Regions from separate parts of the Homo sapiens genome. Here region 1 is linked to region 2. Evidence: chromatin contacts called from ENCODE Hi-C data. All regions are on one chromosome and are shown on one strand. Each heading gives the region's core, a stretch centred on a gene start or an enhancer-like site at or near the end of the contact. The rest is flanking DNA. Distances are from core to core; before and after follow the strand shown.

Region 1 (6,998 bases), core at 4,089-6,588, 610 kb before region 2:
CAGCTCATGCCTGTAACCTCAGCACTTTGGGAGGCCAAGGCTGGAGGATCACCTGAGGTCAGGAGTTTGAGACCAGCCTGGCCAACATGGTGAAACCCCGTCTCTACTGAAAATACAAAAATTATCCAGTTGTGGTGGTGAGCACCTGTAATCCCAGCTTCTTATTAGGCTGCGGCAGGAGAATTGCTTGAACCTGGGAGGTGGAGGTTGCAGTGAGCTGAGATTGTACCACTGCACTCCAGCCTGGGCAACAGCGTGAGACTCTGTCTCAAAAAAAAAAAAAAAAAAAAAAAAAAAAAGAAAGAAAGAAAGAAAGAAAGAAAGAAAAAAGAAAAATGTTGGATAGTATCTGTGTCTCTGAAAAAGAAACAGATCAGGCCAGGCATGGTGGCTCACTCCTGTAATCTCAGCACTTTGGGAGGCCAAGGCAGGCGGATCATGAGGTCAGGAGATCGAGATTATCCTGGGTAACATGCCTGTAATCTCAACACTTTGGGAGCCTGAGCTGGGAGGATTGCTTGAGGCCAGCAGTTCAAGGCCAGCCTAGGCAACATAGTGAAACCCTGAATACAAACTTTTTTTTTTTTTGAGACAGACTTTCATTCTTGTTGCCCAGGCTGGAGTGCAATGGTGAGATCTTGGCTCACTCCAACTTCCGCCTCCTTGGTTCAAGTGGTTCTCCGGCCTCAGCCTCCCGAGTAGCTGGGTTTACAGGCATGCACCACCATGTCTGGCTAATTTTGCATTTTCAGTAGAAATGAGGGTTTCTCCATGTTGGTCAGGCTGGTCTCAAACTCCCAACCTCAGGTGATCCACCTGCCTCAGCCTCCCAAAATGCTGGGATTACAGGCATGAGCCACCATGCCCAGACTAAAAAATGTTTTGTTTTTTTTTTGAGATGGAGTCTTGCTCCCTTCTCGCAGGCCGGAGTGCAGTGCTGTGATCTCAGCTCACTGCAACCTCCAGCTCCCAGGTTCAAGCAATTCTCCTTCCTCAGCCTCCCCATTAGCTGGGATTACAGGTGTGCACCACCACACTCGGCTAATTTTTGTATTTTTAGTGGAGATGGGCTTTTGCCATGTTGGCCAGGCTGGTCTTGAACTCCTGACCTTAGGTGATCCACCTGCCTTGGCCTCCCAAAGTGGTAGGATTACAGGTGTGAGCCACCACACCTGGCCAACAAAATGTTGTAAAAATTAGCTGGACATAGGGTCAGGCATGAAGGCTTACACCTGTAATCCCAGCACTTTGGGAGGCCGAGGCAGGCAGATCACCTGAGGTCAGGAGTTCAAGACCAGCCTGGCCAACATAGTGAAACCCCGTCTCTACTAAAAATACAAAAATTAGCCAGGCATGGTGATGCACCTGTAATTCCAGCTATTCAGGAAGCTGAGGAAGGAGAATCGCTTGAACCTGGGAGGCGGAGGTTGCAGTGAGCTGAGATTGTTCCAATGTACTCCAGCCTGGGCGACAGAGTGAGACTCCGTCTCAAAAAAAAAATACATAAATAAAAATTTTTTTAAAAATTAGCTGGGTGTGATGGCATGTGTCTGTAGTCCCAGCTACTTGGGAGGCTAAGGCAGGAGGATCACCTGAGCCCAGGTGGTCGAGGCTACAGTAAACTGTGATGCAGCCTGGGTGCAAGACACTTTCTCAAGAAAAAAAAGCCTTTGCCAGGTGGTATGGCAGAGTGATTCAGAGTGACAGCATAAACACTTGGAAACAGATTGATTAGGTCAGATTCCCAGTTCTGCATCTTACTAGCTCTGTGGTGTTAGAAAAGTTACTGAACCTTCATGTGTCTCAGTTTCCACATTTGAGAAATGGTAGTAATAATAGTACCTATCCTGTGGTTTGGTTATGGTTTGTTTGGCCCCACCAAGTGTTGTGTTGAAATTTGATTCCCCACTGGGCCCAGTGGCTCACGCCTGTAATCCCAGCACTTTGGGAGGCCAAGGCAGGCGAATCACCTGAGGTCAGGAGTTTGAGACCAGCCTCAACATGAACAAACCCCATTTCTACTAAAAATACAAAATTAGCCGGGCATGCATGCCTGTAATCCCAGCTACTCGGGAGGCTGAGGCAGGAGAATTGCTTGAAACTGGGACGCGAAGGTTGTGATGAGCCAAGATGGCACCATTGCACTCCAGTTGGGGCAACAAGAGCGAAACTCTGTCTCAAAAAAAAAAAAAGAAAAAGAAAAAGAAAAAGAAATTTGATTCTCAATGTTGGAAGTGGGGCCTTGTGGGAGGTGTTTAGGTCATAGGGGCAGGTCCCTCATGAATGGCATGGTGCCATTCTCGTGGCAATTAGTGATTCTCACTCTTTTTTCTTTTCTTTTCTTTTTTTAATTTTTTGAGACAGAGTCTTGCTCTGTTCCCCCAGGCTGGAGTGCAGTGGTGTGATCTTGGCTCACTGTGACCTCCACCTCCCGGGTTCAAGTGATTCTCCTGCTTCAACTTCTCTAGTAGCTGGGATTACAGGCACCTGCCACCATGCCTGGCTAAATTTTGTATTTTTAGTAGAGATGGTGTTTTACCTTGTTGGCCAGACTGGTCTTGAACTCCTGACCTCAGGTGATCTGCCCGCCTCAGCCTCCCAAAGTGCTGGGATTATAGGCGTGAGCCACTGCCCCTGGCCTGAATTACTGATTTTTACATACTGTATAAACGTCTGCATCCTACTTTTTCTTACTTTTGTTAAATTTGGCCTAAAGCTGCCTCATAAACAGTGAACTGTATTCTAATTTAAGCATGTCAAGATTTCACTAATGAAATATAAAAGTAAAATTTAAAAAAAGAAAATATGAAAATAAAAAAACAATGTAAACATTTGGGAGAGAGCCTTTAGGCCTTGTCAGTTCCCAGAATGTACTTATTTTCACTATGCTGGGGACTCCATTTCCAGTATTGAGGTCCATTTTCAGAAGGTGGATTTGGTGAGCATGAAAAAAGGGGGTGGGGGAGTAATCATACAAACAATTGTGTCCAGGCCAGCTTCCTAGGACATGAGGGCTCCCTCTGTATGGCAGAGGCACCTGACATCCGTAACTGTTGTGCACCCTGCGAATGACTTTATGGTCTAAGAATGTATGTTCAGAGCCCCAGCTAAGGAATCAGGAGTGGCAAGATCCTGGAAGGATGCCAATCTATGAAACCCTGAGTCAAGAGGTCAAGCTGGGCACTTGTTTTCCTTTTTCTTTTTTTTTGTAGGAGTTTCACTCTTGTTGCCCAGGCTGGAGTACAATGGCGTGATCTCGGCTCACTGCAATCTCTGGTTCAGGCGATTCTCTCACCTCAGCCTTCCCGAGTAGCTGGGATTACAGACATGTGCCACCATGCCCAGCTAAATATGGAGATGCGGTTTCTCCATATTGGTCAGGCTGGTCTCGAACTCCCAACCTCAGGTGATCTGCCTGCTTCAGCCTCCCAAAGTGCTGGGATGACAGGCGTGAGCCACCGCACCTGGCCAAGGCACTTGGTTTCTTAGATCACCCACTTGGCCCTCTTCCAAGTTGTACTTTCCTTCTTTCCTTCCTGTTCTAAAGTTTTTTAATATTTTTTTTTTTCCTGAAATGGCATCTCACTCTGTAGCCCAGGCTGGAGTGCGGTGGCGTGATCTCAGCTCACTGCAACCTCTGCCTCCTGGGTTAAAGCATTTCTCCTGCCTCAGCCTCCCAAATAGTAGGGATTACAGGTGCCTGCCACCACGCCTGGCTAATTTTTGTATTTTTAGTAGAGATGGGGTTTCTCCACGTTGGCCAGGTTGGTCTCAAACTCCTGATATCAAGTGATCCTCCCGCCTTGGCCTCCCAAAGTGCTGGAGTTTGGAGTTACAGGCCTGAACCTCTGTGCCTGGCCTGCTTTTTTTTTTAGACTGAGTCTTGCTCTCTCGCCAGGCTGTAGTGCTGTGGTGCGATCTCGGCTGACTGCAACCTCTGCCTCCCGCGTTCAATCGATTCTCCTGCCTCAGCCTCCCGAGTAGCTGGGACTACGGGCGCATGCCACCATGCCCAGCTAATTTTTTAGTAGAGATGGGGTTTCATCATATTGGCCAGGCTGGTCTCAAACCCCTGACCTCGTGATCCCCCCACCTCCGCCTCCCAAAGTGCTGGGATTACAGGTGTGAGCCACTACGCTCAGCACTGGCCTGCTTTTTAACAAGCTTTTACTACTGCTCTGCAGCTTACCTCCCTCTGGCTTTCTGCCTTATGCCCCTCAGTGCAATTCTTTCTTCTGAGGAGGCAAGAATTGAGGTTGTTGCTGATGTGTAGGGATTCACCACCCGGAACTCCACCAGTAACAGGTCGAGGATGCTAGTTGAAAATGTTATGTAAGCTGCATGCTTTTTACAAATGGTAGTGGTTCTCATGTCCAGCAATGGCCACTGCACCGTCCCTGTATGAAAGTCCCCTCCATAAATCTATGTCTCCTTTGCTGTCTCCAGATCTCCTCCTCTACCTCTCCCACACGGTGCCTTCCCTACTGGAGTAAACTGGGGTCCCGCAGGGCACCCTTTCCCTGCAATTTTTTTTTTTTTTTTGAGACAGAGTCTCGCTCTGTTGCCCAGGCTGGAGTGCAGTGGTGCGATCTCGGCTTACTGCAGCCTTTGCCTCCCGGGTTCAAGCGATTCTCCTACCTCAGCTTCCTGAGTAGCTGGGATTACAGGCACGCACCATCACGCCCCGCTAATTCTTTTTTTTTTTTTTGTATGTTTACAAAATAGGGACGGGGTTTCACTATCGTTGGCCAGGCTGGTCTCGAACTCCTGGCCTCAAGTGATCTGCCCCCCTCGGGTTCCCAAAGTGCACCTGGCCTCTCTCCCTGCATCTTTATGTGCCTGCAACACCAAGAGGGAGCTCTTGGCCCCTGGGTTAAGGTCAGGGCTCCAGAAGCCCAGGGTCAAGGCTATGGCCGCATCCCAAGGACGTGCATCCCTGCAAGAGGCTGCATCAGACAGGCATGGAAGAGGCGCCGCTGGGGCCTCCTTGAATTCCTGCTGGGAAAAGCAAGTGGAGGTGCTCCTTGAAGAAACAGGGGGATCCCACCGATCTCAGGGGTTCTGTTCTGGCCTGCGGCCCTGGATCGTCCAGCCTGGGTCGGGGTGGGGAGCAGACCTCGCCCTTATCGGCTGGGGCTGAGGGTGAGGGTCCCGTTTCCCCAAAGGCCTAGCCTGGGGTTCCAGCCACAAGCCCTACCGGGCAGCGCCCGGCCCCGCCCCTCCAGGCCTGGCACTCGTCCTCAACCAAGATGGCGCGGATGGCTTCAGGCGCATCACGACACCGGCGCGTCACGCGACCCGCCCTACGGGCACCTCCCGCGCTTTTCTTAGCGCCGCAGACGGTGGCCGAGCGGGGGACCGGGAAGCATGGCCCGGGGGTCGGCGGTTGCCTGGGCGGCGCTCGGGCCGTTGTTGTGGGGCTGCGCGCTGGGGCTGCAGGGCGGGATGCTGTACCCCCAGGAGAGCCCGTCGCGGGAGTGCAAGGAGCTGGACGGCCTCTGGAGCTTCCGCGCCGACTTCTCTGACAACCGACGCCGGGGCTTCGAGGAGCAGTGGTACCGGCGGCCGCTGTGGGAGGTGCGATCTCGGGGCAGGGCCGGGAGGCGCCCGAAAGCCCGGCGGTGGGAGTAGGGGAGCCCGGGCCCCCCGCAGACTTCTTCCCCTGGGCGTCTCCGAGCTGGGGCCCGCAGGAGGTTAAAGGTCAACGGGCTTGGGGGCGCCGGCTTGGGGGACGGGGGAACAGGAGCACCCTGGAGGGCCGGGGCGGATTAGGCAGGAGGAGAAAAGGCTCTTGCCGAGCCCTTTCCCGAGGTAAAGGCTGAGTCTGTGCAGTATCCTTCCTTTCAATATTTATTTTTAATTTTTAAAAATTTTTTTGAGACTGGGTTTGCACCTGTTTCCCAGGCTGGGGCGGAGTGGCGCCAGCCTAACTTCTGAGCTCAAGCGATTCTCCCGCCCCAGCCTTGCAATTTAGGGGGTGCCAACACGCCTGGCTAATTGAAAAAAAAAAAATTATCTGGGCTCGGTGGCTCACACCTGTAATCCCAGCACTTTGGGAGGTGGAGGCGGGCGAATCGCCTGAGGCCAGGAGTTTGAGACCAGGCTGGCCAACATAACAGGGTGAAACCTCATCTCTACTAAAAATATAAAAATTAGCCAAGTGTGGTGGTTCATGCCTGTAATCCCAGCTACTTGGGAGGCTGAGTCAGGAGAATTGCTTGAACCCGGGAGTAGAGGTTGCAGTGAGCTGAGATCAGGATGCCACTGCACTCCAACTTGGGCGACATAGTGAGACTACGTCTCCAAAAAAAAAAAAAAGGCAAAAAAACTTAAAAAAAAAAAAAAGATACAGGGTGTCACTATTTACCCAGGGTGGTCTCGAACTCCTGGCCTCAAGCCATCCTCCCACGTTGACCTCCCAAAGCGCTGATTACTGGCATGAGCCACCCACACACTCTGGCCACAGCGGCATGCACTGCACAGAGCTGGGCCCGGGGATCGGGAGAAGGTGACAGTTTAGATGTCCTGAGGTCAGCTCTGCCGAGGCAGGAAGTCCCTTGGTTTTCAAGGTTCACATAGAGGACAGGACATGACATCAGGCCCAGGACGCCACCCCTGTTCCCCTCCTGACTTGGATGTGATCTGCAGAGAAGTGGAACTGGGTGAGGTCTGGGCGGCTTTTGCCTGGTCTACATCCTCTTATTCTGACTTTGCAGCATTCAGTACAGGAGGGAAAGAGGAGGGGGCTGGGTGCCAGTGTGCACCCCACTCACAGTGTCCTAAGCAAAGCTCCCCCCATTCCTCCAACCAGCCTTCCTCCCTGTGACAGGCAGTGGCCATCTGCCTCTTAGTCACAGGTCTGAACCTTCTTGCCTCTGGCTGGGATGTGGCCCTGGGCTTGCTCCTGTCTCAGGAGATATTGTGCCCCATCCACTCTGAGGAGGAACTCCTGGCCCCACTGGCCCAGGTGCACAGATCGCCCTGGCAGTTGACCTGTC
Region 2 (7,566 bases), core at 4,538-7,037:
AGGTTCAAAAATGCTGCGGTGAAATTCCTGAGGGTGGTGCCTAGTCCTGGGAGGAGTGTGTGCACATCAATGTCTAGTGAGTATGTTTGTAAGTGGGTGGGAATCATGTGGTGGCAGCTGTGGGGAAAGGATGTCTGTTATCAGAGCTTCTTTCCTCTAAGTTTTCAGTCCTCTCTCACCATGGCAGGAGACCTGGAATCCTAGGACAACGGGCAGTGTGACAGCCTGTGTACAGGAGAGCAGAGTCTCCCATTCCCAGACACCCAGAGTTCCATTCCAGGCCAGGCCTCCGTGATATCTTTCTTCTGTCCCCAGATCTGTAGATTGGTGAACACCAAGCAATTCTCCAACACCAATTCATTTTCTAACATTTGAATTCTGACACCATCCAGAGTCTGCACGGACCCTGATTCAGGATTCAGTCCCACAACACTGTCTTCACTGCCGATGTCAGTCAAAAACCTCATTGGTCCATCTATTCTTCTTAGCTACTGCTTAAAAACTGGGGACTCCCATAACCTCCCTCCAGTTCAATAATTTGATAGAGCTGCTCACAGAACTCAGCAAAACACTGTAGTTATGTTGACCAGTTTATTATAAATGATACAACCCGGGAAAAGTCAAATGGAAAAAATGTATAGGACAAAAAAAAGAAGCAGGGAAAAATGAAGCACATAGATAATCCTGGTAAATAGCTGTGATTAACAAAATTCTCCATCCTTTCTGTTCTCCAGGAACAGTTTATGGAAAGAACCACTCTTACCATTATGACTTAGATGGTGCTCTCTTTTCTTACCTATCACATAGTCAGATAAAGACTGCACATTTTATTTTTCTCATTTAAAAAATCAGCTGAATTTGGCTTCAGTGGTCAAAAGAAAAATACTTTTTTTTTTTTTTGAGACGGAGTCTTGCTCTGTCGCCCAGGCTGGAGTGCAGTGGCACGATCTCGGCTCACCGCAAGCTCTGCCTCCCGGGTTCACACCATTCTCCTGCCTCAGCCTCCCGAATAGCTGGGACTACAGGCGCCCGCCACCACGCCCAGCTACTTTTTTGTATTTTTAGTAGAGATGGAGTATCACCATGTTAGCCAGGATGGTCTCGGTCTTCTGACCTCGTGATCCGCCCACCTCGGCCTCCCAAAGTGCTGGGATTACAGGTGTGAGCCACCACGCCCGGCCAAAAATACTTCTTAATCAGACTTTACTTATCTCCTTCCCACCAACTCCTGCGCTTTGAGCTACCTTCAGTCTGAGCCAACATACAACCTCACTTTATGTCCCTTCTAAGAATATACTGACTTCAAGGTAAAACATTCTCTCATCTAAAATCTGATTTTTTTTTTTTTGAGACAGAGTCTGGCTCTGTTGCCCAGGCTGGAGTGCAGTAACGCTCAGTTCACTGCAACCTCCATCTCCCAGGTTCAAGGGATTCTCCTGCCTCAGCCTCCTGAGTAACTGGGATTACAGTCGCCCGCCACCACACCCAGCTGATTTTTGTACTTTTAGTAGATCCGCCCACCTCAGTCTCCCAAAGTGCTGGAATTACAGGCATGAGCCACCATGCCAGGCCTAAAGTTTGATTCCCTCCATTTGCAGTTCCCCGCCTACCTTCTTTCTAATCTTGTTTGCTCCTATGAAAGAAAGCCCTTGTCTGCCTAAACTTTGCAATCCTTAAAGATCTTGTAGTTGGTACTTCCTCCTGTTGCAATACTCCTTTGGAATTCAAATGTTTTTACATAATTCTAACTTTGTTTTATTTTAGAAAGTAACTGCCAGGCTGGGCGCAGTGGCTCACGCCTGTAATCCCAACACTTTGGGAGGCCGAGGTGGGTGGATCATGAGGTCAAGAGATGGACACCATCCTGACCAACATGGTGAAACCCCGTCTCTACTAAAAATACAAAAATTAGCTGGGTGTGGTGGCACGAGCCTGTAGTCCCAGCTACTCAGGAGGCTGAGGCAGGAGAATCACTTGAACCCGGGAGGCGGAGGTTGCAGTGAGTCTAGATCGCGCCGTTGCAGTGAGTCTAGATCGCGCCAGTGCACTCCAGCCTGGCGACAAAGCAAGACTCCATCTCAAAAAAAATAAATAAACAAATAAAAAGTAACTGCCTCAAAACAAACTGCCTCTAGAAACTGCCTCAAAACAATGACAGCTTTATCTTCAGTAAGACCCTCCCAATCCCCTTCCATCTTAATGTTAACTCCATCTGCCTGTGGGTCCCCAGCTTTCCAGGGCTCTGTAGCTTCTCTCAGTATAAAGACTTCTTCTATGGCTGGGGTGAGCAGGCTGGGACATCTTCAGGGGAGGCTCCCCAAAAAGAACCTAACTGGGCCTTTAATAACCTCCTTTTGCAGGCTCAATAATAGCCATAGCTTGGAGTCATTGGGCTGAAGCTTTAATTTCCATGTTAGAGTCATTCTCTTGGTTTTTGAAACTAAGTGTTTGAAAAATCCAGCAAAATTACTCAAACACAGTATAAATACGAGGGAAGGAAATTTTAAGGTGCTTACATTTCACACCTCAATAAGAAAAGCAAAAGTATCTATTACCTTCAGACAACAGATTTATTATTTTATTATTTCCATTAAAAATCACGTAGTCATATGGGAACACTTTTAGTAGGTACCAAGTTTAATCTCGTAAAATTTAGCGTGAAACTCAGACATCAAGATAACATGGTATAGAACAGACATATTCGCTGTAACAAATTTACTCTGCAAAGTGAATCTATGTAACTCACCAATTATCTACCATATTTTCTTGTGGAAATGTATTCATTTTCTACAGCCAAAATGGAAGAGAGATTATCTCTATTCTTTTCCTTGGTAGCATTCTAAAAGCTAAGCCTTAGAATTATGTTTGTAATTACCCAGCCATAAAAAACACAAGTGGGCTAGGCGCGGTGGCTCACGCCTGTAATCCCAGCATTTTGGGAAGCCAAGGTGGGCAGATCACGAGGTCAGGAGTTCAAGACCAGCCTGACCAACATGGTGAAATCTTGTCTCTACCAAAAATACAAAAATTACCCAGGCATGGTGGCACGCACCTGTAATGTCAGCTACTCAGGAGGCTAAGGCAGCAGAATCGCTTGAACCTGGGAGGCAGAGGTCACAGTGAGCTGAGATCACACCACTGCACTCCAGCCTGGGTGACAGAGCAAGAGTCTGTCTCAAGAAACAACAAAAACAAGTGAGAAAATTCCTAAACTCATTCTGGGAAAAACAAAAAAGGTAAAAGAATTTTTAGCAAATGGAATATGTGATTAGATATTAATTTTTTCCTGAAACTCACCTCTTTTATGCCCTTTGTAAATATGTCTTACCTTTCAAGCCCTAATAAAATGAAAGTCAAAATAAGTAAAAAAAAATATTTTCAAGGTGACAAACCCAGGAAGTAGCAGTGCTGATCAGAAAACAGATTTGTCAGCAGGCGTGGTGCCTCACGCCTGTAATCCTAGCACTTTGGGAGGCCAAGGCAGGTGGACTGCCTGAGCTCAGGAGTTTGAGACCAGCCTGGGCAACAGAGTGAAACCCAGTCTCTACTAAAATACAAAACACTAGTCGGGTGTGGTTGTGCGTGCCTGTAATTCCAGCTACTCGGGAGGCTGAGGCAGCAGAATCTCTTGAACCCAGAAGGCAGAGGTTGCAGTGAGCCGAGACCACGCCACTGCACTCCAGCCTGGGCAATAGAGGGAGACTCAATAACCACCCTCTCAGAAGACACTATACCCCAGGTGTATTTTACTTTGCAAGTTCTTGTACCATCTCACTGGGATCAGGTTGTTTTTGTTTGTTTGTTTGAGACGGAGTCTCGAGGCTGGAGTGCAGTGGCATGATCTTGGCTCACTGCAATCTCCCTCTCCCGGGTTCAAGCGATTCCCCTGCCTCAGCCTCCCGAGTAGCTGGGATTACAGGCATGCACCACCATGCCTGGCTAATTTTTTGTATTTTAGTAGAAACCGGCTTTCACCATATTGGCCAGGATGGTCTCGATCTCCAGGTCAGGTTTTGTTGTATCTTTTGGAATACTTTTTTTTTTTCCACAAATCTTAGAGAATCCTGGGGACAGAAATAATTTTGGTGTTTTCCTCCCAGTACCAGCATCTGATTGGCTGACCAGCAATGTTTCTCCAAGAAATGAAAGCTGGGTTGAGTGAAGACAATCTTAATATCTCAAGGGGTAAGCTTTTCAAAGGAAGAGTAGCCCAGGAGATGCTTCTCAGCCCCAGGGCATCCACCTGCTCCCTTGAGAAGCTACATTCCATACTTCAGGTTATTCTACGAGAGAAAATGACCCAGGAGCTGATATTTACTAGACACTCTAGCGACATTGCCATGGTAGGTATCTTGCCCCAGACAGTACTAAAACCCAGGACCAGAAAAAGAACTGAAGGGTGGCTGAGAACACATCACCCCATAAAGTTTCCAAAGGGAAAGCAACCATGACCCAAAAACATTCTGATAAGATCTCTGTGCCTAAGGAAGATAAAAAGAAAAGAGGCACAGAGATTTACAATACAATGTTAGGGGATTATTCTTTGCTTTCTTCTCATAGGAAATATTTACAAACAGGAAACAAATCTTTTAAAACGTGCCATCCAATGCTTTGCCAAAAATGATTAATTAAAATATGCCATCGAAAATGTACACTAAAGGAAACACACTTGCTAATGCGAATTAGGGAGGGTAAGTTGGCATTTGGGAATGTCAGAAGGAACTGGAAATTTAGTATTTTACTGCAAGCCAGAATTAAGCTGGAGGAATGAGGGATGGGGGGTAGACTTGAGACCCTGCTTGGGACACATGTGAAAACTGCAGGGGAAAATCAGTCCCCTGTGGATGTGAAAATAATTAAGTGGCAGGCAATTAGATTGAGGTGGCTCTAGTCCCTGGGTTCCTACTTTAAAAAAAATATAATTCAAATGCATTTTTGGCGGGGGGAGGGGAGGGTAAATAACACCGAGGGAACAAAATTCAGGCTTAACCAACTATAAACTGACAATCTCTGATTACATGACCAGGAAATTTCTACCTTAATCATACAAATTAAAAAACGACGTAACTGTACCTAACCAATTATTAAACTTGTTTTTTTTCATTATGCATCTTATAAAAGTGTTTCCTTCAAGCCCCTCCCACGGACCACAAACTACAAATCATAGCTGGGTGCTCTAAAATTCCTGAATCGCTCTTTGATTAAATTCTTCAATATTTTTACCTTGACTCCCATAAATTTTTAATAGGAAAAAAGAGGACCTGAGAACCACACGGACCAAAGCTCTTCCCATTCATAAACCCCGCACCCCGAGTCAGGATTCTTCTCTTTACTATTCTCCCGTCGTCCCTGCACACTCGGCGAGAGATGCGACGCTGCGGGTGCAGAGCTGCCCAGGGAGGGCTCCAGGCCAAAGCACAGTCACTGCGCAGGGAGGAGACAGGACGCCCGGGGTCCCGGCTGTCAGCCCAGCCGCCATCTTATGGCTGAAGGAGACTGAGGGCCGAGCTGCGCCAAGGAGAACTCGGGCCGCGGATCTCGGAGCCGACTGCGGGAAGGCCCGAGGCCCGCCACAGCCACTTCCAATCGGTTCCAGCCAGACCCTCCCCCTCTCTCGGGATGTGGGACCCAGCAGGCTCACCATTTCTAGGCTTCCAGGGGGTCCTGGCGTCTTAGCTGTGAACCTCCAAGTTCTTGCAGGTAACAGGGTCACAGCGGCGAGCCTTTATCAGCACAGGACGCAGAGCAGTGAAGACTAGACGTGGAGCGCCGGCTGCAGCGAGAGACAAAGGCCCCGCCAAATCCCGGAAGCTGTGCTGTCCGCTCCAGTTGCGTGCCTGATTGGATGGTTCCCAGCCCAGCGTTCCTGATTGGATAACGTTTAAGGCCCCGCCCCTTCGGGCCCTGAGTGACGGGAGATGTGATCAGATGCTGGACTGAAGGAAGAGTGACAGCCTAAGCTGCAGCCTTTTCAGACGGGGCTTCCTCCCTGAGCTGAGTCAGGCCCACCCCAGACAGTATTTGCATTTAACCTTGTGAATAAGGCCATATGCATTTATAAATAGTATATTATATGTCTATTCACAAATGCAAAGAATATAATACCAATTATTCAAAATTTTCAGATTTTATGACCTTCCTGGCTTCTGGTTTTGTTGTTTTGTTTTGTTTTTGGTTTTTGTTTTTTGAGACAGAGTCTAGCTCTGTCGCCAGGCTGGAGTGCAGTGGCACGAGCTCAACTCGCTGCAACCTCCGCCTCCCAGGTTCAAGCGATTCTCCTGTCTCAGCCTCCCGAGGAACTGGGACTACAGGCGCACGCCACCACACCCAGCTAATTTTTGTATTTTTAGTAGAGACGGGGTTTCACCATGTTGGCCAGGATGGTCTTGATCTCTTGATCTTGTGATCCGCCCGCCTCGGTCTCCCAAAGTGCTGGGATTACAGGTGTGAGCCACAGAGCCCGGCCAACTTCTGTTTTTTTAAGCAGGCAGCCTGAAATTTTAAAAAGAAGGCAATCCTCTAAAATAAAATGTGGGCGACACGTGAATTGTACATTTTTTAGCAGCCAAACTTTAAAAAGAAACAAGAAACAGGTGAAATTGATTGTAACAATTTAACCCAATATATCTAAAACCTTATTCTAATATGTGAGTGATATGTAATTATTAATAAAGTATATATATTTATTTGGAACTGAATCTTTGAAATTAACTCTATTTTACCTTTCTAGCACATTGCAATTCAGACCAGCCACATTCCAGGCAGCCAGTAGCTACACATGGCCAATAGCTGCCACATTGAAATGCAGCCCTGACATCAGGAGGGTGAAGGGTCTGAACACCCCTTTTCTGCCAGAAGTGAGGGGACAGCCTCTCTTTACCAACATCTTTCTACAGTTTTGAGGGTGGAACAAGATAGTCACCATAGAAAGAGCAGAGGGCAGCAAGAATAAAATAACCACAGGTACACCACTGCTGGCCACCTGTTGCCCACCTTTCTTCCAGAGATCAGACAGTAACCAAAAGATGATGGGGCCACAGGAGATTAAACGCTATGTCTTCAGATCTCTCCACAGTCATCACTTCCAGTGTTTAAGTATAGAGAAAACAGATTAAAGGTAAACTTATTTTGCTATTTGGCCTGGCCCTAGTGGCCAGAGTGTGTTTATCTGTTTTCTCCTGTGGCGTGGGGATTGTGTGAGTACAAGTACCAATCCCATGCAAACATGCCTACATATTTTTCTGCATTACTCAATATTATCTTACAAAACATCCAACTTTAGAGCAGAAAAAAAAATCAGCACTTTTAGGGTGCCAACTGTTGGAAGGTAACTATAACAACCAGTAATCAACCTGTCATTAAATCCTGGCATCCTATCTGCACTGTGTGCACGTATTAGTTAGGTATTGCAGCATAACAAACCAACCAAGGCTTTTTTTTTTTTTTAAATACAGAGTTTCGCTCTTGTTGCCCAAACTAGAGTGCAATGGCACGATCTCAGCTCACCGCAACCTCCGCCTCCTGGGTTCAAGTGATTCTCCTGCCTCAGCCTCCTGAGTAGCTGAG

What was found. Hi-C counts contacts between places; a loop is a spot of excess contacts on that map. Pooled maps may share reads with other maps.
Region 1: a loop to region 2 is called in a map of CD8-positive, alpha-beta T cell, with 3 times the contacts of the local background. The contact joins the promoter of GUSB here to the promoter of ZNF92 in region 2. A Hi-C loop is called at or near these places in 3 of 168 maps with a recorded cell type or tissue (CD8-positive, alpha-beta T cell and naive thymus-derived CD4-positive, alpha-beta T cell) and 17 of 50 pooled maps.

Annotation. Positions count from the first base shown.
Region 1 is chr7:65,980,553-65,987,550 of GRCh38, reverse strand. It overlaps GUSB (glucuronidase beta), which reads left to right and starts at 5,338. Exons shown (of 12, transcript NM_000181.4): 1 at 5,338-5,577. The coding sequence starts at 5,368. RefSeq lists enhancers at 5,163-5,292, 6,749-6,998.
Region 2 is chr7:65,372,076-65,379,641 of GRCh38, reverse strand. ZNF92 (zinc finger protein 92) reads right to left here and starts at 5,787. Exons shown (of 4, transcript NM_152626.4): 1 at 5,642-5,787. The coding sequence starts at 5,644. RefSeq lists an enhancer at 5,357-5,756 and a silencer at 5,652-5,922.